Linked DNA regions of Mus musculus: regions 1 and 3 are each linked to region 2. Evidence: chromatin loops called from intact Hi-C (ENCODE). Cell type or tissue: heart. All regions are shown on one strand. Each heading gives the region's core, and the rest is flanking DNA. Links, peaks and the distances in the headings are about the cores only. Region 1 overlaps 1700095J03Rik (RIKEN cDNA 1700095J03 gene). Region 2 holds the start of Rpl27a (ribosomal protein L27A). Region 3 overlaps Trim66 (tripartite motif-containing 66).

Region 1 (7,576 bases), core at 1,056-6,055, 74 kb after region 2:
CAAACAAAAAAAGGAAAAAACAAGAAACAAAGTTAAGCTTTTTGACCCAGTGACCCTCTTCAGCTCTTCATTGTCTTCCTGCACACACATTTTGGTGGGGATCGTTTCTGGTGAATGTAAAGGTTTTTATTCATTTGGAGTGACCTCTGACTCCCTGTGCTAGCTATTGTTACCTTGACCTCTGAATCCCTGTGCTAGCTATTGTTACCTTGACCTCTGACTCCCTGTGCTAGCTATTGTTACCTTGACCTTTGAACCCCGCCCCCTCCCCCCAGTTATTTTTTGTTACCTTGACACAAACTGGAGTCACCTGGGAAGAGGAACCTGAGTTGAGGAAATTTTCTCCATCAGATTAGCCCATGAGTCTGTGGGCCATTTTCTTGGTTGATGATTGAATTGGGAGGGGCCTAGCCCACAGTGGGCAATGCCACCCCTGGGCAACTGGTACTGGGTTGTATAAGAATTCAAGCTGAGCAAGCCATATTGAACAAGGCGGTAAGGAACATTCCACCATGATTCCACCTCGATTCCTGCTGGAGTTCCTGCCCTGACTCCCCTCACGGATAGACTGAGACAGGGAAAGTGTAAGCCACAAGTTGGTTTTGGTCAGTGTTTTATCACAGCAACAGAAAACAAATTGAGGCAACTCCATTCCTATTTATGGACTCCCCACCTCAGGAATCTTGGATGGCACAGCTTACTCTTCACTGTGAAAGCTAATACAGGGACCAGGAGATGTCTCACGAGGTAAAGCGCTTGCTGTGCAAGCGCAAGGGCCAGAGTTTGAATCCCAGCAGCCATGCAAAGGCTGGGTGTGGTAGGCTGTGTCTGTTATCTCAGTGCTGAGAGTGGGTGGATACAGGAGGATTGCTGGAACTTACTGCTCAGCCAGCCTTCCAGAATTGGTGAGCTCCAGGTTCACTGAGAGACCCTGTCTTAAAAAAAAAGGAAGACCCAAGCTGTTGGTTTGGCTTTCACACACCTGTGGAGAGCCGTATGTGCTGCGAGCAATCGCGTGCATGCCGCCAGTAATCTCTGAGGAGAGCCGTGTGTGCCGCGAGCAATCGCCATTATAAGATGGCTCGGGCCTCCACTGTGCCTAACTAGTAAACAAGCCTTGTACGCAGGTGCAAGAGTGAATTCACTCCTAGTCACTCCCATTCTCGGGGTGTAATAGTGGGGTGATGGGCAAGCAACGAATCGGGAGCTGTCACGCCATATCAGGTGCTGAAACGTCACGCTGCGGGTTATAAAAGCAGCGCCATTTTCCCGGTTCGGAATCTTCCTGAGAAGCAAGCAATAAAGCTTTTGCCGCGGAAGATTCTGGTTTGTTGCGTCTTTCTTGCCGGTCGAGCGGGACGCAATACACACCCATACCCACATAAACACATACAAGCATAACACACACACACACACACACATACACACACACAGAAAGAGAGAGAGAGAGAGAGAGAGAGAGAGAGAGAGAGAGAGAGAGAGAGAGAGAGAAAGAGAGAGCCCTCGAGGGGAGAGGGCACACTAAACACTTTAGAATCTTGATTTCCAAGCATCCCTTCCAGCCACTGGTCATAATTTAAGAAGGAAATAAGGATCTGGACATATGGCTCAGTGGTTAAGAGTTCATACTGCTCTTCCATAGGACTGAGTTCCAGCTCCCAGAACCCACATTCAGCCGGTCACAATCTCCGGAAACTGCATATCCAGGGCGGGCGTGTGGCTGGAGGCCGTGGAGTTGCCACGGCAGCAGCAGTGGATGAAGACTTAGGTTCTGGTTGTGGAGATGCTTCCTTCAGCAGAGCAGCGCTATGGATGACTCCAGGAGTTGTTCCTGGCCTTAGTGGAGCTCTAAGCCTAACTTTCCAACAAGCTTGATCTTTGAAATCACCTAAGAAGCCCCTTTAATAAATCCCCTTTCTGTCTAAATTAGTAAGAATTGGATTCTATGCCTTGCGACTAACCATCCTGGTGCAGAAATGTAGGCTTAGATTTTTTTGAAGCCTACTTTTAATAAGAGTTTACCAATGCCCTTCTAGCCCATCACCCACAGGTAGGGAGAAAAGGTGGTAAACAGGACAAGGGGATGTGCACCTGTTTAGAAGTAGTTCCTTGGGGGTGATTTTAATCTGTTTGTCAGGACACCAGCACTCTACTTCAGTAGTGTCAGGATAGCAAACACGAATTAGCAGTGGTGGCATGATGTAGCAGAAACTGCCAGGTCTCTGCCAAATCAGCACAAGTCAGTAAGAGCGACCAGGATGAACCAGGACCCCCCAAACATCACGTGTCCTCCCATGGGTCTTACCTTATTAGCAAAACGCCATGTGAGTCGGTATCAGTAAAACACCACATGAGTCACCTGACCTGTCAGAAACTTACTTCACATAAATCCCTAGAGTCTGATAAAAGGCATAGACCAACTTTTCTGTGCTCCAGACCTATACATCCTATGACAGTTGCACACTCACTCATATGTCCCAATGTCACCTAACACAGGAGCCCTCAACGTATTCTTCCTCTCATCTTGCCATAGCAGCCAGGCAAGGGGATGGAGGGTAGGCGGTGTCAGGTGAGAAAGCTCATGCTTTTAATGGTTTTAATGCTCCAAGTGAGGCCTGGAAATCTCAGCCCTTTCTCTCCCAGCCCTGTGCAAGCGCCTGACACTTCCCCCTTTCCTGTGCTGTTGTCTGTCTGTCCTCATTCATTTCAGGGTTATTTCTCTAGGTCCCTAGGACACTGAGCCTTTGTGTGCTGACTCTTGGTTCCACTCTAAGCTTCTGTCTCCTCTCCTGCCCCAGCACACAGGCTTGCAACATGTTCTCTGCCTCTACACCTGGCCTGGGGAGTATTTTATGTAATAAACATAGTATTCCGGCTGGAGAGAGAGCTTTTCAGGCACCAAAAACCCTGAAAACTAGTAACAGTTAGGTGGAATGGCTCAGTGAGTAAAAAGGCTCGTCCTGAGTTCAGCCCTCTGGACTCACGTGGTAGAAAATCGTAAGTTTCCTAAGCTTCACGGTAATGTTGGACTAGAACTCAGCCAAATTACACAGGAGTCTGTAGTTTCTTCTTTCAAAATGTCTGAGACTGAAATTGCTCCTGAGCCTCGGACTAAATAAAAGCATCAGGCAGGTGTCATAAAGTTCTTGGTTCTTGGCTCTGTTGTAGTGTGACGACAGCCCTGTAGATGGCGCCTGAGGTACTTTCTTCGCTTCCCTGGAAGGCAAGGACTGTTTGGTAGGGTGTTTCTAGGGAGAGACTGATGAGCATAGTCTTAAATTGGCTCCCCACGACTCTTCATTAGTTTGGAGAAAGGAAAAATTACAGAGTGGATAAATCAGATAACGCCTTGACTGTGTGCTCAGAATTGCATTACCAATCAGTAACAGGTGGACACACTGTGCATCCAGATGTGTTTCTCACACAGGAATGTAGGATGTCTTATGGCTGAGAATAAATGACCTGAATTTGACCACAGAGAAGCATCAGAAAAAGAAATTGTATATTACATGAAGGCAGGAGGCAGGACTCTTTTGTAAATTGTTTTATTTTTACAGTGTTTAATCTTGTATGTGTGTGTCTAAGTGTGGGTATGTGATTTGTGTGCACATCCTTGAGGAGGCCAGAGGTGTTTGACATCCCTGGAACCTGCTGATACAGGCTGGAAACTGAACTCCGCTCCTCTGGAAGAGCAGAGCATGCTTTAACTGCCGAGTCATCTCTTGTAGTCAAATAATTCCTGTTGCTAGGGTCAGAGAAAAGTTGGGAAAATGTTCCAGCCTAATGGAAGGTAAAGAGACATGACTGTTAGTTTTTGTCAACTTGACATAAACTAGAGTCACCCAGGGAACATGGAACCTTAATTGAGGAATTGCTTCTTATCAGAATGGCCTTAGTGCCAAGGGGATTTTCTTGATTAATGATTGATGTGAGAAAGCCCAGCCTATTGTGGGCGGTACCACCCTTTGGCAAGTGGTCCTGGGTTGTATAAGAAATCAAGGAATGGATGTTTAAGCAATGGAGAGCAAGCTGGCAAACAGCAATCCTCTGTAATCTCTGCTTTGGCTCCTGCCCTGACTGCCCTCAGTGATGGACTGGGACAGGGAAATATAAGTCAAATAAACCCCTTTTTCCTCAGATTGGTTTTGGTCAGTGTTTTATCACAGCAGTAGAAAGCAAATTAATATAACAACTAAATGTAATGTCTGACTCCAGACTAGGTCCTGTAATGGAGGAGGAAAATTATCCTAAAGGACGTTATTGGGTCAATTGATGAAAAAAATGATTCTTCTCTCTATTGTCTTAGCACCTTGACCACTCAACAAAAATGTTTCGACTGACCTCTGTGTTCTCTCTCACTGATCTGTATGTCTGGCTTTGTGACAACATGACTCAGTCCTGATTATAGTTAGCTGCGAATGTGAGAAGCGTGACCCCTTCAACTTCCTCCTCTTCCTCTTTTTCCTCCTCTTAAGACTGGCTGCTCTGATATCATTTCATTTCCATATGGATTTTAGTGTGAGATATTAATTTCAATAACAAGAGACTAAAGCTTTAGCTAGCAGTAGCATTGTCTTTATAAACTACTCAGGGAGCACTGCCATTTTAACCATCCTAAATGTCCAGGAAGAGGACTTAGTGTGTACCAACTTGAACTCTAATAAGTTTTATCTGATGAAGAAGGCTAGGCACAACATTCAAAAACTCATCAGGGGCACAGAGTTTATGGACAGATATTTCTGTCAATTGAACAGTGAGGGTTCTATTTATAAAATAAAAATGCAAAGACTCACACAGACTGCTAGAGCCTACTAGGAAAAAAAAGTCCCATTAGGAAAATCTTACATTTTGAATTACACATTTTCCAAATACAAGTGTCATGGGGGGGGAACCTTAATAGAGCATGCAATAATCTACATATCTCTGACTTTGTTACATCAGAGAAATTGAGTGGTTTGTTTTAACATGAAGGCTTAAGCATTTGTTGTTGTTGTGTTTGTTTTTGCGCAGTACAGGGTATAGAAAAGTACTTTAGCAATATGCTAAGATATTTTAAATAAAACATGAAATTTAATTAATGCATAAATCATCTGGGATTGGTGGCACACATACAGCTTTATAGTCTCAGCTCTTGGATGGCTGAGGCAGGAGCATTGGGAAGAGTTAAAGGCCAGCCTCAATGACATAGTGTGAGGCCAGTCTGGGCTATAGGAGATCTCTATTTCATATAAATCAAAAACTACACACACACACACACACACACACACACACACACACACAGAGAGAGAGAGAGAGAGAGAGAGAGAGAGAGAGAGAGAGTGTTCTAAAACAATAACACAAATCAACCGTTCCTTGACTTAAGAAATCTACCTCTCTGCCCAAGCCCAAACTCTGGTACCTTTATCAACAGGGTCAACAAAAGCTGGAACAAGCTGTGCTAGTTACTCTTGTGTTTGTTCTCTCACCACGCTTCAGTTCTGACCTCTCTCTTAAATGTCAGCAATTTGATACTCTACAGTACCTGACATTACCCTGAAGTGTTTACGTAAATGGCATATCATACTTGCTGCCAATGGTGACGTTAATAATTTCAGGAACAGGAGAGCATATTGTAGTGCTGAGGTGACCCCTGGAATAGAGCGAGGTCCTTGGCAGTGTCTAGAGTTTGTTGTGTTAATGGTTATGGTGCTGCAATTCTTTTCTGAGGACCTGGGCTCTGGTAACTAGCCATAATATTTAATGTGGCTGCTTTGAGCAACTTGAATACTCTGAAAAATGTTTTTCGTCTGGCACAACACCAAGATTTCCTAAGAAGATCCAGGATGTCTCTGTGTGGGTTTCACAGACTCCCGAGTGCATCACCTTCCTGTGTAGCTTCATTGGTTTCTCTCTATAAGGACAAATGCAGAGGTGTTTAGATTATGTTATATTAAGATTTTTTTGGAAGGGGGACTTATTTGAAAAGTATATAATTCAAAATTTAATTTCTTCCTAAGGAGGTTTTAATTTCTGTTGGGGTCTACCACTTTATATGGTGTTTGTAGATGAAACAAGATAAGATGATAGACTGGGGGTATGTGTATGGGGGAATCCTCTAGAGAGGAGGTTGGGGTGGGCTTTCTGAGGAGGGGGCAACTGTACAGTCTGAATTATGAGAAAGCAGCAGCCTTGGAGAGCTAAGAGAGCAGAGCTTTAGAAGCAGAAAAAACAGCAAGTGCAAAGCGTGTGGGGCAGCATAAGATAAACATCAATATAGTAGTCAATAAAAAATCAAAGTCAGAATGAGGGGAACATGGAAGAGGATAAAAGAGAGCTGTAGACATGTGAGCTGCTAAGTTTAGCCAAGTTATTAAAACTGAACTGCAAATCTGAGCCCCATCATCTCCTGGAATCCATGCTAAGAAGGGAAATGAAGTTGATCTCATGGTTTTCTCCCTTCATACGGATAAGGCATGACTATTTTTCCTAACAGAATTGAAAGTTTCTTGCATGGACTGTCCTATGGGGGCATAAAGTAATTATATTAGTTGGCAAGGGCTCTATACCCACAGCTATTTCTTTATAGAAGTGGGGGACTATCCTGAATTTTTGGATGGGCCTAATCTAATCATATGAGTTGTTCATTTATTTTGCAGTCCTGGCAAACCCAGGGCGGTACACATGCTAGGTGGGTCCTCTTTTGCTGAGTTACATCCCCAGCACTCACTCTGGTCCTGTAGAGCCTAGAACCTTCTCCAGATGGAATTAGAGGCCAACTAAATCTCAGAAGTGTTTCTGTTAGTAAATACATATACAGTGGGTGGCAATATAAAACATATTTCTTTTTAGTGGCTTATGAACCAAAAAAAGGAGAAACCCTGGCTTAGATAAGCTGGAAAGATTCTGCTACGGGGTTGGGACATTCTTAAAACCGCTTTAAAGTTAGGCAGAGTGGTGCATGCCTTATATTCCAGTACCCAGCAGGCAAGTGGGTCTCTGTGAGTTTGTGGCCAGCCTGGTCTACACATCGAGTTTTAGGACGCCTAGAGTTGTATAGTGAGTTCTGTCTCAAACAAAACAAACCCTCTAACAAATGCAGAGATGTCACAAATATTTTACTTACTGTCAGGGGAAAAGCTCCATTCTTATTTAAAACTTATTTATTTTTATTATTGTGTCTGCACATGTGTGCACATGTGCTTGTGCCACGGTGCATGTATGGAGGTCAGAGGACAACATGCAGGTGTTGGCTTTCTCTTACCTTTGCATGTGTTCTGGGAATGGGACAGGTTGTCAGGATTGGTATCTTTATCTACTCAGTGTCTTTATCTACCAAGCCGTGCTTGCAAGCCACTGATATCGTTTCTTAATATAAGCAAATGGAGCAAGGCTGATGCTAAAGACTTGCGATAGGCAGAGTTCCAAGGGGAAGATAAGGTGGTACACTCAGCCTTAAACATTTTGGAGGGTATCAGTGAGACAGCTCAGTGGGTAGAGGTTGCACATATGCAGGCCTGAACTTGTTTGAACTGCAAATCCCACAAGGTGGCAGGAGAGAACTGAGCCCCAAGAGTTGTCCTCTGATCTCCATATAAAC
Region 2 (7,576 bases), core at 1,429-6,428:
AAATTTCATCTTTCTAGTAGTTCAAAGGTCACAGCTCTGGTTCTACAGTATTCCCAACCAGTGATGTCCTGTTGCAGGTAGGCATGCTCCCTTGGAACAACACCTAGATGCCACCAACAAAGCGAAGCTGGATGGAACCTACTACCTCCTCCTCCCCTTAAGTTTTCCATGCTAATCTGTCCAGTATTAAGTGACCAGTCGTCCTGAGCTACCTGTCCATCACAGTAAGCTTACAAAGCTAGGCAGTTGCTAGCAATCTGGATGGCAAGGTTTTTCAAGAACTTTAGATTTTCAGGAAAACCCATCTCATTTCTGGTCCTCGGGATTTTTTGAGACCAGGTTTCTTCACTTTGGACTGAAAGTAATGGCATTCATCAATTCTTTGAATATCAAGACCAATACACACGGGGATGTAGGAATTTACAACTGTGCATAGTTGGGCTACACTTATTCCCACAGACTGACTCTCAAGGGCCCACACCTCACCTCTTCCTAGAATGTTAGGCAGATTTCCAACATGCAGACAAGGAAGGATGCAAAGACCACATGGAAAATGTTAGCATTTAATTAACCTCCGGTGTGGCTTTTAAGCCACCAGAACACAGGCACCTCCAACACCCTTAATCTTCTCCTCAGCTCTTCTGCTGAAGAATTTGGCCTTCACGATGACAGGTTGCTTAGGGAGCTTTCCCTTGCCCAGAACTTTGTAGTAGCCCTATAATAGAAAGATTCACAACATACATCAGACACATAACACCCCAAGATTCAGGTAGGACTTGACTTATTCCCCCTTTTCAGGTATGTAAAGCCTGGCCTCTAACTCAAATGTAGATCAATATGGGATCATAGAGATTCACCAACTACACCTCCATAGTTGAGAGTATAGCATATGCCAGCCCAGATAGGCCATGTTTCTGATCTGGGCACTAGAAGGGACACTGAAGGCCCCTACCAATGAATCAAGACCAGCGATTCTCTCCGAGAACTGTAGCACACCAGGACAAGCACCATGTCAGGATGTGACTCTAGCCTCGGCCAAACACCCCCCCCCACTCCTGACCAGTTACACCCTACTAAATATAGTAGGTTAGGAATGATGGGCCCATGAAAGCCTCCCTGTGGTTTGGGTCTCTGCACTTAGGCTGGTGTGGTTTTTTTTTTGGGGGGGGGGGGGATGGGGGTACTTTTAACAATATAGGGCCTTAAATAATGAACACTTTAACCTGCAAAAAAAAAAAAAAAAGCCAGGATGTGCCTTAAGACCATTCTGGACCAACTATATACCTCAAAAAGCAAACCTGTTAGAAATGGAAACAAGTGGGAACCAAGCAGAGGAAGAGTTATTAGCATGTGACCAATTCAATCACCTGCAACAATTCTACTAAAATTTTCTAATAGGTAATGGCCAAATGTATATATAGGTTTGGCTTTCAAATAAGACCGTGTATTAAAGGTCCCATTAAGAGTGACAAGGCAGGCTGCTGGAGAGATGGCTCAGCTCTAAGTACTGACTGGACTTCCAGAGAGCCTGTGTTCAATTCCCAGCAACCACATGGTAGCTCACAACCATCCATACATAATGGGATCCGATGCCCTTTTCTGTTGTTTTTCTCTGAAGAGTGTTCTCATATACATAAAATCTTTTAAAACGAATGGCAAGTCAGTTCACTCACTGATCGAACAACATCAATGATGGGAGCAACTCCAGTCTTGTTTTTTGCCGCATTGACCCGTGTCTGCTCGCTGACCAATGTCCACAGTTTATCCAGGTTGACTGTTGGGCAGAAGCTCTGGTTCCTCTTCAAGTGGTAATGCCGCATACCAACTTTCCCAAAGTAACCTGGGTGACTGGGGAGGGAAGGCAACCATCTTCAGAGCCTCACTGAGAAAACTTATCTTTGTAGTTGTCTCCTAGTGAGTGTAAGTGTTCACTACTGTAAACATTGACACAGCAGGCACCAGATACAATTTTTGAACTAAAAGTCAGGTCACTCAGTAGCACCCCCACTCCTTAAAGGATTCCCTAAATAGGGTGCAACGTAACTTTGAATGGGTTAACTTGACATATGTCACTAACCTGGTGACTGACTGTGCCAGAAAGTCCACACAGCCAGTGAATAAGGTCAGCAGTTATTCTTCGAGGACTTAAGCACACTAAGGCAACAAGCAATACCTGAGCGTGACTCTAGCCTCGGACAGGTCCCCTCAGTTCAAGTGCAGCGTTTACTTGCTAAAGCTAGCCATACCAAATGGTAAGAAGCCCGTTTCCAGGGAGACACCGTCCTAACTCACCCCTTCAGCCCCCACTTCCAAAACACTCACTATTTGTCAAAGTTGATCCTGTGGTGGTGCATGCCTCCAGCATTCCCGCGGCCGCCTGGGTGCTTGCGGTGCTTACCTGTCGGCACACAAAGCAACTTGTGTGACTTATAGCTGCTCACATGCCCTTATTCCTGCTCTCAGTTTACCATCCGTTTCTAAGCCCGATTTATCAAGACTCGGGGATAGAAGGAACATTTACGGCATTTCACATCCCAGCGGCATGTGTTTAACTCTCACCCCGCTACCAACATAAAGTAGGGGAACTGCAAGTGTTTCCTTCCACCCACGGATGTCTACTTTCCAACAAAACTCCAAAGGCCAAACGCCGAGGAGGCGCACACTTACCGATGCGGCCGTGGCCGTGGCTCACGTGGCCCCGGAGTTTCCGGGTCTTCCTCAGTCTGGATGGCTGCGTGGGAAAAACAGCAAAGTGGTTAGGCCTGCTTAGAGGATGGGGAGACCGGGGAGAGGGCAGCAATGCCTGCCTGCCCGGATCAGGCCTGCACACGAGGACTTGCCTTCTGGAGCACCGGCTAAGCCGAGGCCGGGACTCAGAGCGTGCTCAGCCGCCCGGGCCCGCACGTCCACGCGATCCCAGCTCTGGTCGGAACACGCGGCCCCACGTTCCTCGCCCCACACCCGAGTGGGTCATCCCGCCCCGCAGGCTACGCCCAGCCATGGAGACCCACTAGGACCATAGCAAGCAGCTGAAAGGCTGGGAAGCAGAGCCCCGACCCTCCGCGATGGAGCGGAGGCCAAGAGAAGACCTACCATGGCGGTGGCAGAAAGGGAAAAGGGAGGAGCTCACGAAGTCTCGCGAGGTAGCAGGCGCGGGGGCGGGACCAATGCTTCATTTCCGGCCAGGAGGCCGGCTTCGGGAAGGGCTCCTGACGTCACGGCTCCCGGCGCCCGCCTCTTCCTTTCCGTGTGGATGGGCGGGGTGAACCGGTGGCGCCCGCCCCCGGAAGCCCCGGTAGCTCCTCCCTAGTCGAGCGCCGCTGCGGCCGGTCATCGTCGGAGTGCACTGTTCTTTTCTGGTGCGGTTGGTTTTTGTCTCCGGGCAGCAATGGCGGTGGCTCAGAGCATCGGCAAGACTTCCGCAGGGCCTCTGACGTCCCTTAAAGGGACACTGCCCTTCTCTTTTGCTCTGGTCCTCTCTTCATGTCCTGCCAAATTTGAACAGCCTTCTGTGCTTCAGGGATCTAGATTCTGTAACTATTTTGTATAAACATCACATTTGAATTTTCTCCAGACTCTGGCTGGTATGCTTTTACTCCCCTGGACCCGAGGTTCCCAGCCCAGCGTGCTCCTCATACAAGTATTTTCCGTGTCGACCTTCTTGGACCTGTTTTGTTACTTGTTTACTCGAACTATCACACTTGTAACTTCTAATTGCCAAGTTACATTTTTCTTCCCGATAGAGCCCAGATTCTCTAAGGGTTCAGGACTGGGCAATTTTGCTTGTTTTCCTTTTAAATCCATGAGTTCCTGGCGTGTAGCCTGCTTGCTAACAAAAGTGGTACACTTGTGCACAAGATTCTAACCCCTTAATCTGTTTTATTGTTTCTTACTTGATCCGTTAAACTAAAGAATATTCTAGTCAAAACTCTCAGAAAGCAGAGTGGGCAAATCCTGTCTGTCTGCTAGCTTCTTGCTCGGTGTTTAGTCCATTACAATCTGGGCAGTTTGACTTTAGCCACACCATTTCCTCAAGATCTTGTATTTGTTTTGAGACAGGGTCTTACTCTGAAGCCAAGGCTGGCCTTGTACCTCCTGACTGCTGGAGTTACACTCCTAATCGATTGGCTAGGCATGATGGTCTCGAACTTTCTCGTGTGGGCTGTAATAGCATATCTATGGCTGTCCTTGTTCAGCTCCTATTCAGGCAGTCCTGTTGGTGATACTATGGGTGTGGCTTCTTACACTCCTAGGACACACAATTTCACAGTAAAGCCTCTGATCTCTGGCTCTTACAGTCTTTCCCTCGCCTTAGGTGGAGGGGTTGTTTTACAGATTTATCCAGTGGGACTGGACTTCACACCTCTGCATTTTGATTGGTTATAGCTTTCTATATCAGTTTCTTTCTGCCTGTTGCAAAGAGAGCTTTCTTTGAGGGCTGAGGACTACCATTTTCTGTTATAAGGACAAATATTAGAACTACCCATGCCTTCACTGCTAGTATCCCAGTACCACTCTTGATTTCCCTAACCTTAACCTTTTGATCCTCCAGTCTTAGCTTCCCATGTTCTGAGATTTTAAGCATGTACCCTCATGACCAACTCTTTCTGAACTCTAAAGAATAGAGGAACTACCTTAGTATTCTACTACTTCCAATAGCACTCCAGGCCACAATGGTAAGACCCCCAACATCCTCAGAGCGCCTTGAACTTTACAAAATCTAGCTTCATTTTTTCATGAGACAAAAGACACAGAACTGGGTGACTTGTCCTAGGTTATAAAGTTGGTAGGGTACAGAGCCTGGACCTAGCCTTCCCCTTCCCTCTCCAGATTCCCCGTTTTTAGTCTCAGTGACCACTCCCTTTTGACCTCACAATACTCTGATCTTCATCTCTCCTTCATCTCACAGGCATTAATCATATACTGCCTAAGTCTAGCAGAAAGAGAGGTTTGAGAGTTGGGATCAAAATTTAAGAAGAGATCTGCTGCTGTCCCATATGTTCAAGGAATGAGCCAAATTACTTAGAAATTACCATTAGGGACGTGATCTATCAATGGAGGAAAGCTAGCTAGGAAGAGCCTTGGGAATAGAGGGTAACATTAAGTGAATTTTAATGGGACCTGGAGCAAGTATCAAGTCAGGGCAAAGAGCAGAACTAGAATCCTGTTTCTGAATAGTTTGCCAAGTGCTTTGGTTATAGATGAGCTACATCCTCTCCTCGGGACACCTGGCTGAACCTTACCCAGTAGTCTTAGTGACAGTTTGATCTCTAGAGTAGAGGGAGTGTTTGGGGAATTTGTCCAGCTGTGGTTTTCTAGACAGCTCCATTTCTTCCTCATTAGGCAACCAGCCCATTGATTCATGGTTCCTGTGCTCGTTCAGCAAAGTTAGCTTCTTCAGGTCTATCAGCCCTGACAAAACAGAGAAGGCTCAGTTCTTTATCTGAAAAGTTGAATAATAGTAGCCATATGTTAAGACATTAGGTCACCTCTCCCTCCCCACTGACCACGACCTTGAACGTGATACATGAGAACTGTTCTTTGTGACAATTCCATGAAGTATATCACAGCCTTGTGACATCGCAGGCATTTGAGCTACTTACTTTGGAGGTTCAGAGCTCAGACAACACTTGTGGAATGAGGCAAAGAGAGATGGTGCCAGGCAGTGGCTGCCTGGGGAGGCAGGTAAATCTCAGATCTCTCCTCTGGTCCTGGCAACACACTATCTTCTGAAAGAGTGCCCTGCTGGCCTCTTTCCTTTTTTTCTCAGGGTTCCTGATTTTCCTTAGGACTTCAGACAGCAGCTGTTCTTGGAAGTATGACCACTTCCAGACCTGTCTTCTTCTCCTTCTCCTTCTCCTTCTTCTTTTTTATTTTTTCATGACAGGGTTTCTCTGTGTAGCCCTGGCTGTCCTGGAAATCACTCTGTAGACCAGGCTGGCCTCAAACTCAGAAATCCGCCTGCCTCTGTCTCCCAAGTGCTGGGATTAAAGGCGTGTGCCACCACTGCCCGGCCTTCTTCCTTTTTTTTTTTTAAGGGATATATTTTCATTTATATGTATGTGTGCTGTTGAGAAGTCAGATGATGTTGGGTCCTCTGGAGTTACAGGTGTGTGAGCCACCCAGCGAGGTCACTGACAAGTGAACTTGGGTCCTCTGGATGAAGGGCAGCCAGTTCTCCTAAGCACCAAGGCATCTCTCCAGCCCCATGCCTTATCTTCTTGCTCTTCATCTTTAATTGGATATTAGGAAAACTTATGTTGCTCTCCTTCTAAAAGGAGACTACTGGCCTGTCATACCACAGGTCTTTAGTCCAAGTACTGGGGAGGCAAGACCAGGTGGATCTTTATGCATTTGGGGCCAACCAAGGCTACATAGTGAGAAGTACAAAAACTTGGAAGTCCATATTTAGTCTACAAGTGTTTCTAAATGTATATACATTATATATATATGTGTGTGTGTACACATGTAATGGGACAAAAATACACCATGAGGGGCTGGAGAGATAGCTCAGTGAGACCACCAACTGCTCTGCCAGAGGTCCTGAGTTCAATTCCCAGCAACCACATGGTGGCTCACAACCATTCATAATAAGATCTGATGCTCTCTTCTGGTGTGTCTGAACACAGCTACAGTGCACTCATATAAACACAAATAAACAAATCTTTTAAAACAAAAAAACAGCATGAAAAGAAGTTCTGAAAAAAGGAGGATAAACATCTCAAATCATAGTCTCACAAAACTTTATGTCAATTTTCAGATCATGTTTAGACGGTAATGGGCTATATGCAGAGTTAATGATGACAGTATGCTAATCTGTGTGTGTGTGAGTGTGTGTGTGTGTGTGTGTACGGAGAGTATGCATGTATATATGTATATACATGGAGGCCAGAAGAATAGTTTGTTTCTAGGTGTCATCTTTTGCTCTCTGCCTTATTCCCTTGAGACAAGGTCTCTCACAGTTTTGACTAGGCTTGGTTGGCCATCAAGTGCCTAGGATTCACCCATGTTCATCCCCCAGAGATTACAGTCATACACGGCTGTTTATGGATTTTTTTTAAATATGTGGGTGCTAGGGGTCATACTCCCGTCTGCAGGCTTTCGCAGCCAGGACTCTAACCACTGAGCCATCTCCCAATCCCCACATCATTTTCTGTATCATTGCCCAGGAATAAGGATTGGCTCATTTTATTTCTTGTGGTGCTGGGAATCGAACCTGGCACCTTGAGCATTCTAGGTAAGCACTATCACTGAGCTGTAATCTCAGCTTCAGGTTTATTTTCCACAGCTGAAGAGTAATTTGCCTTCGGCATGTGCTATAACATACTAAGCCATCTTGTGTATTTTGTTTTTGTGTTTTGGTTCTTTGTTGTTAGAGACAAAGGTGCAGAGAGCATTTTGTATAATGGACTTTTTTTCTTTTGACCAATAACTTGTCTAGAATAAAATCCCAGGAGAGAGATTACTGGATTATAGGGTATAAATATTTGTATGATTCATTTTATGATGCTATTTTTTTTTCAGATAGGTTGAACCAATTTGTATGCCAACATTATGTACAATTTCTAATTACATC
Region 3 (7,576 bases), core at 1,199-6,198, 50 kb after region 2:
CACCTGAGGGCCCAAAGCCAGCTCTACCTGTTGACAAGAACACTGCTGCTCCCTTGCCCCAGACATCTGGGGAGGAAACGCCTCACAGTGTCCCTCCAGTGGATGGCACCTCCCAGCACTCTTCTCCAAATGTGGTGAGAAAGGTAACTTGGCCCCGACACCAGCCACCTGGATAAGGGTGACGGGATTCAGGGAGGTGTGTTCCTGTTCCATCCCTGGATGCTACCCAGCCCTGACTTGTGCCTTTTCCCTAAGTCAGCAATGAAGCAATGATGGTCTTTCCCCATTCCCACTTGCACTCCCATATGGGCTCACTGGGCTTCATTTAGAGTGGAAGGGGAAGGAGTCGATTTATTCTATGCTCAGAATGGTGTGTGGTCCTTTACGATCTGACTTTGCCTTCCTAATGGCTGTCTGAGGTGGACATCGCCACCAAGCAGCTAAGGGAGCTGAGACCTTCCGGCTCCATGGCTGTCAGAAGAGCTGAGCTTTACTTAAGAACCCAAGGTGTAGCCTTTATCCTTTCTGCAACGTAAACGAGAGAAGGTATTTCATATGGCTCCCCACCACACAGAGCTATTGGCCTTAGAATTAGAGCCAGCACATTGGTTAGGTGCATGGTTGGCAGAGATGTCCTTGCAGAGACAGTTGAGGACCTACAGACATGGAGATCACTTGAAGATGAGCCATCAGAGGCCTCTGGTCTAGTCGCCCTCTCATTTGCAAGCACTCACTGGCCTTAGCAGTAACCCAGCCCCCAACAACTCTGAGTTGTCTTTCTCTGTTTTTTTTTCTTTTCTTTTTGTCTCTCCACTCTATCCTCCTTCTAGCTGGAGGTTTTCGACAAATGGGCTCAGCAGAAACGGGAACTGCACTTGGGAAGGGGAGTGGCTGGAAGACCCTGCCTATTATGCTTGGATTTGGGGTTCAGTGCTGGGGCTGGGGTATTGAATGAAGGATTTTCAGCTAGGAGGGATATTTGAAAGGTCACTTCAAATAGCCATCAGTGGTACAAAAGACCAGAATAGTATGGAGGAGAGAAGTCAAATGAAGTTAGTAGCTGTGGGAAAGAAGAGGAAGCCAAGGTTTCAAGGACTATCAGATGACAAGAGCTTTGAATCCAGTGTCTGATCAATGGCAGGAAGTGAGACAAAGTCCTTTGGCTCAAAACCCTGGTCTGTCTTGGTCTAGGGAATGGAAGCATGGGATAAAGAGCATCCTGGCAGGAAGGAGGGATGTTGTTTTGAATTGCTGATGCTCCCCCATGGCAAACACATTAGAAGACGAGCCAAAGCAGGCATTATTAGTGCCCAGAATTCATCAGGAAGCCTGGGACCTGCTGGTGCTTAAGTGATGGGAGAACCACGCAGGAAACACTGCTCTCATTTGGGAGTGAGGTGTGCAGCTGTGTTCTTACATGTAGTATGGAGGAAGGGAGGAAACCACAGTCAAGCACAGAGACTATGCTGCCTGTGTGAGTCACTCTAGGGCTCTCTGAGTAACAGAGGGATACGGTCATTCTGGGTGGCTGCAGGTTGGCAGTGGAGTTAGTCAGCTCTGTAACATCTTGCTCTGAACTGTTCTTGGTCCTCATAACTGGCCTGGGCCCATGTTATGGTTTGGGTAAGGGGCAGGCAGGTGGGGTGGTACTGTCGAAGATGCTTTTTATAAGGCTTCATGTCTGAGGCTCCCAGTAAAGGGCTGTTACTGTGGCCCAGAGGGAGCTTGGGTTTGGCAAAGAGGCCACCATAAGGAAAGGTGATCTAATTTGAAGGGATTATTTTGTTTTGTTTTGTTGTGCTTTGTTTTGTTTTGGTGTGTGTGTGTGTGTGTGTATGAGTGTGTGTGTTTGATTTGTTGTTGTTTCAAGACAGGGTTTCTCTGTATAGCCTTGGCTGTCCTAGAACTCACTCTGTAGACTAGGCTGACCTTGAACTCAGAGATCCATCTGTCTCTGCCTCCCGAGCACTGGGATTAAAGGTGTGCACCACCACTGCCTGCCTGGGATTTATTGCTTTTAAACTGGGGCTGAGTGAATAAGAGATATAAACTTGAAGATACCAAATATTTTGAACACCTCATTACTGAATGATAGTTTACATGAATTTAAAAACAATTTTCCACAGCTTTTTTTTTTTTTTTTTTTTTTTTTACAAATTCCACTTTATGTCTTTGTTTATCCTAGCAATACTATGAGGAAGCCACTTTCTTATTTCCCTTTGAAAGATGTGGAAACTGAGACACAGAGAGATTAAGTGACCCAGTGTCTATGGGCAATGTTAGGATCAGAACACAGGCTCCTGACTCAAGCTGTTCTCACTGACTGGGTTCAATGGCTTCTCTGTGCACTTCAGTGGGAGAAAGAGGACTCCATGTCGGCCTCTCACTACTGGATTTTGTCTTTGAAGTAGCTGGGGGGCTTTGCTGGAGAGTCCTTAGGACACAGCCTTCCTTGGCTTTTGTTGCCATTGGTACCAATGTTTGGGTCTGCAGCCACTCCTCAGCTTGTGCTGGCCCATGGGTTCCAGGGAAGTGAAATGTCCCTCTGAAGACCCTAGAGCAGAGAGACCCGTGGCACCAGGCTTTCCTGTGTGCATTCCATGCCAGCTCTGTTGTCACTAGGACTTTGATTAGAGCAGTGCACCTGCTGCTGCTAAATGACCTCGCAGTGAAGACGTTGCAGCTGAAGAGGAGATATGAAAGTTCTAGAACAAGTCATCTAGAAGGAGAAGCCCGCACTCTCATCCTGTCCTCTACCTTCCATGCACCCAGCAGGATGTTTGACTTTGATTCCCAGGCACTGGCTGTTGCCTAAGCTCCCTAGTCTTAGTTCAGCTACTCTGAAAAGTGCCACGGTCTCAACTCTACAACACAACCTCCTTACAATTCTGGTGAATCTGGAAGGCGTTTTCACTGGCTTCTTTTCATACTTCTGAGCTAATCACTCCAGGAAGAACACATACGAGCTTATCTTTAGAGCACTCGAAGGGCCATAGGCATCACAGAGAGTTAAGCCGAGTCTCCCATTGCCTGCCAGTGAGCTCTCTGCTGCGTAGAGTGCAGCCCCAGTTCTTCTGTAAAGGACTTTGAGGTCACTGGGGTGCTGCTCACGGCTGAAGTGGAGTCTGGGTTGTATTTCCTGTGATTATTGAGATTTGCGGAAGAATGAAGGATAATGGCTGAGGTAGAGAGCAGGTATACCATTACCAAAGCATGCTGACACCTGAACTCTTTTTAAAAATGTTTATTTATTTTATATATATGAGTACCCTGTCGCTGTCTTCAGACACACCAAAAGAAGGCATCAGATCCCATTACAGATAGTTGTGAGCCACCATGTGGTTGCTAGGAATTGAACTCAGGACCTCTGGAAGAGCAGTCAGTGCTCTTAGTTGCTGACACCGCTCCAGTTGTCACTGTCTCTCCAGTCCCAGACACCTAACTCTTAACACCTCTTATAATGGCTCCATGAGATTTACATCAGCCTGTGGAAGAGGACATTCTAGCCCAGAGATGAGAACTGACTCACCTAAACAGAACTGTAAGCCTGGCATATGTGAGAAAATGCATCTTGTCTTCACATCCCTGAATCAATTGTTGTGGACCAGATCCTGGATATTCAACCTCAGCAGTGATCTCATAGTCATAAAAGATGGTCCTGAAAGTAGTCAGAATGTTGTTCCCTGGGCCTGGCGAAGCTTTCCGAGGGAGTGTCCCAGGTCCTGGCTGGCAGCTGCAGAACTGTGCTACAATCTGCTCTCTCCTTTAGGAGTCAAGCCAAACACTTCTCGGTTGCATGTGAGTCTATCTCTTTAAGAAGCTCTCTCTCTTTAGTTCTCTCGTGAAGTCCTTCACAGACCAAGCCTGACTCTTGCCCACATCACCTGGTCCACAAGGAAACAGGCACTTGCTCACACATAGGCTGAGAGTCTCCTCCAGTAGCCTGAGCAGACTCACCCGAGCCTCTAAGGTTTTGTGAGTTTCACTCTGCTGGCTTTCATTGCAGACCTACTGAATTCCACTCACGCCTTTCCTCTTCCTCCCACTTCAGTCTCTAGGGTCCTCATTGTCTCAGATCATCAAGGCCCTGGGTACTTTCCAACTCTTTCATCTCCTATGACCCCGTTTGACTCTGGTCAGCGGGAGTGCCCCTCAGAGTAGCTTTAATTAACACAGGAGCCTTTTGAGGTGGTTGAGAGCTCACTGCCAGTGATAGCAACAACACTACTATTAAAAATCAACATGTAAAAAACCGATATGTGACACCAGCTACTAGCTAGGTTAGTTGCTTCTTCACCTGCCTCGTTTGGCTGTTCTGTGATCTCCTACTGTTAAAAAAAACAGTCTGCCTATCTGAAGCTGTTAAAACGCTCAGATATTCTGAGCCCTTATATTCATAAGTCCGTTTACCTCTGTATGGTAAATTACCTCTCCTTATCTGCATCCCCAGCCAGAGAGAGAGAAAGAACTTTCAGTGTATGATCCTCTTTCCTGCTGTATATCAGCCCAGTGCTCTCTGGTGATGTTAACCACTGTGAAGCAACCTGAAACCAGCAGTGAGCAGAAAGAGCTTTGGAACAACAACAGAGACAGATGGTACACACCCATGCGGCCATTCTAGCATGTGTGACATCATAAGCCCACACATGGGATATAGCTTGAGCAAGCAAGTTTAGAAACATGGTTTTCTTTAAGGTTGCTTCTCTCTCTCTCTCTCTCTCTCTCTCTCTCTCTCTCTCTCTCTTTTCTGGGGGTGGGAAGCATGGGGTGTGCAGTTGTGAGACAGGGTTTCTCTGCATAGCCCTGGCTGTCCTGGACCTCTTTCTGTACACCAGACTGGCTCACACTCAGGGCTCAGGGACCCTCCCGCCTCTGCCTCCTGAGTGCTGGCATTAAAGGTGTGCCCCCCCCCCCCCCCCGGCCACGACCTGCGTAAGGAGCTGCTCACTTTCTACATTCAAGCAATGAGGAGATTAGAAGTGAGGAGTTAGGATTTGTATAATGGAAACTGCCAAGAAGGAAGACGGCAACTTCACCTGAAGAAAGGCCACATATGAGGCTGCCGAAGGGACACGCCAAGCCTTCCACTCTGAAGAGACTCTGGAAGCGTTACTGGACTCTGCCGCATCTCAGCTGGGCATTTATGTGCTAGCTTCCGTTAGTTCTGCTTAGTGAGACTATGTCATAGTTACGGTTTGAGAAGTCATCCCACCCAAAATAATGGTTGCTTTGTTATGTTTTGTTTCAAGACAAGGTTTCTCTGTGTAGCCCTGACTGTCTTGAAACCCTCTCTGTAGGGAAGGCTGGCCTCAAACTCAGAGATTGATCTGTCTCTGCTTCCTGAGTGCTGGGATTAAAGGCATGGGCCACCACTGCCCAGCCAAAATAATGTTCTTAAACTAATTCATTTCGTTGTTAAAGACACAGTATGTTTCAGATATCTGGGGTGAATTGATGAGGGACAGCATGTCATCGTCCTGCTTTATCTGCAGAAATGTTATCTTGCTGGAAGAACCAGAGATATAATAAACTCAGGACATGTATACTATGTGTCTGTTTGTTATTTTATAATTACTTCTCACTAGGATACTGGATTTCTAGCCAATGGCAAAAAATTAAGATCATCTAGCAGGTTTCCCAGGCTAGACCAAGATTCCTACCTATCCTTGGGCTTAGATGGACTTGGGAAATCTGGGTAGTCACTGTCTCCACTTTCCTCCTTGTTTCAGTGAAAGAACAAAGCTTTCTCTGAATTTTGAGAATACCGTGTGGCAAACACTAGAACAGTAACTCCAGAACTCCAGAAGGAGACGTGGGTGGTGTAGTGGGAGAGGGTGCTCAGCAGGTTACAGGAAAGCTACTAGACAGGTCAGAGGCTGGGTAAAGAGCTGCATGGGTGATTGTCAGAAAAGACAGGGAGCTCTCAGGCAAGATGGCAAGTCAGGTGGTAAGGACAGATGAAAAGACAGTGGTGTGCTCACACAGGCAGACAAAAAGAAGGAGATGGGTCTGGAATGAATGGAGCTCAGTTGCTTGCTTAGCGTGCACAGCACCCTGAGTTCCATCCTTACTGCCTCATAGACCTGGGTGTAGTAGAGCAGCACTTGAAAGGAGGAGGCAGGAAGATCAGAAGTTCAATGTCTTCCTGAGCTACATAGCAAGACCCTGTCTCAACAAACAGATGAACTGAGATGAGGAGGAGGGCAAGAGTCCCTAACACTTGGGTCCCGTGGAGGAGGAGGACAGTTAGGAGCAGGTGAGCTGGCGCTAATGAAGGGTTAAGAATGGGTTCCTAGTCTCAGGGTGGTCTCCCCTCACCCTCTAAAGACCCGAGTTCAGTAACAGAGCAAAGGGTTCTTGGCATGTTGATTCTTCCTTTCTGAACTAGAAAATAGTCGACTTTCCTTGCAAACCTCAAAATACACACTTTATGAAGCCTGAAGGTTTTATGTGTGTGATGAAGTTGAGCAGTTCAAATCAATTAGTAGTAAGTCATATTCTTGTGAGGCTTTATGGCAGGAATCCACTTTTGCTTTTTCTTGCTTGACCTCTCAACCACACTGGGTACTGCAAAGGTCAGGTCTCCTTCCTTCCTGGCAGAAGCTCTTTCTGTGAGTGAAACCTTGGCCACTGTGTGGCCGTATTCCCAAGCCCAACCCTGGCATGCTCGTTAGAAGCCCTGCTCTCCTCCCTGGCTCTACTTGCCCGCAAGGTCCTGCTGTAGCTCTGCTCATGTGTGACACTGGCAGAGAGCAGTGAGAGCTCTTGATTATCCACTTTCTTCCTGCATTGAAATGAGTACATTTTGGTGTAGTGGTTGGTGGCACTACATTTCACAGAGACAGAAAAGTATCAAAAGTAATTAACATGGTGTAGATAGGTCCCAGAAATGCCATGTATATGCATATGTGCATGTGCGTGTGAATGTGTGTATGGAATTTATTTTATATATAGTATATGGTGTTTTGCATATATACATATATTTATAGTCTTTGTACCATGTGCATGCTTGGTGCTCATGGAGGCCAGAAGAGGGCATGGGATCCCTTGGGACTGGAGTTACAGATAGTTGTGAACAGCCATGTGGGTGCTAGGATTGAAACCCAGGCCATCTGGAAGAGGAGCCAGTAGTGCTCTTAGCTACTGAGCCATCTTCCCAGCTGCCATTGTTTTTACAGCCTATAGACATGGGCCAGTGTTAGATTCTCATAACTGTTTCAGAGTTCCTTCCCCCGTGGAAGTTTCCCAGCTTTACTCTCTCTAGCACTGGCCCATGATTGGCCATAGATGTGGAGATGAAAGAGATAAGTTATAGAAGCAGATCACCAGCAGACTTGTTTCAAAATAAACATAGTCCTTTTGTGGCTCTGTCTGCCTGTCCCCTTCTTACTCTGTCACTGTGTGAACTCATGTCACTACATGAAGTAAGAAATTGGAAAGAGGGAGTTGATATCCTCTGAAAGGTTTGCTCTTTGAGATTTGGCTTTGAGCCCAACGCAAGTGATTCGGTAGTTGATCTAAGTAGATTCTGGATTAGCATCAAGGATCTCACCAAGGGCTTGCTGGAGCATGCATG

Evidence for each region. A loop is a pair of places that touch in the nucleus more often than their neighbours do. Peaks named below come from ENCODE experiments on the same cell type or tissue, not always from the same donor. Only the 100,000 strongest peaks of a DNase experiment are listed, where the experiment ranks them.
Region 1: a loop joins it to region 2, with 2.2 times the contacts of the local background. A loop is called at or near these places in 3 of 42 quality-filtered maps.
Region 3: it touches region 2 in a loop (4-fold over the local background); 6 of 42 quality-filtered maps call a loop at or near these places.

Annotation. Positions count from the first base shown.
Region 1 is chr7:109,440,855-109,448,430 of GRCm38, reverse strand. 1700095J03Rik (RIKEN cDNA 1700095J03 gene) reads right to left here. Exons shown (of 2, transcript NR_152110.1): 2 at 3,531-3,780. Among named protein-coding and RNA genes, the nearest start is that of Stk33, 5.6 kb to the right of the region's middle. In heart, for the core only: a CTCF peak has its summit at 3,179 (motif pointing right); no DNase peak of the experiment used is centred there.
Region 2 is chr7:109,514,740-109,522,315 of GRCm38, reverse strand. Rpl27a (ribosomal protein L27A) reads right to left here and starts at 3,121. Exons shown (of 5, transcript NM_011975.3): 1 at 3,094-3,121; 2 at 2,668-2,731; 3 at 2,323-2,398; 4 at 1,674-1,848; 5 at 1-715. The coding sequence starts at 3,096. The coding sequence ends at 587. It overlaps Snora3 (small nucleolar RNA, H/ACA box 3), which reads right to left and starts at 2,184; the gene lies at 2,065-2,184. It overlaps LOC115485611 (a small nucleolar RNA gene), which reads right to left and starts at 1,036; the gene lies at 907-1,036. It also overlaps a transcript of Trim66 not described here. In heart, for the core only: a CTCF peak has its summit at 3,343; DNase peaks (open chromatin) are centred at 3,245 and 4,119; H3K4me3 peaks cover 3,015 bases; H3K27ac peaks cover 2,816 bases.
Region 3 is chr7:109,464,801-109,472,376 of GRCm38, reverse strand. Trim66 (tripartite motif-containing 66) reads left to right here. Exons shown (of 20, transcript NM_181853.4): 10 at 1-143. Among named protein-coding and RNA genes, the nearest start is that of Stk33, 30 kb to the right of the region's middle. In heart, for the core only: no CTCF peak of the experiment used is centred there; a DNase peak (open chromatin) is centred at 4,036.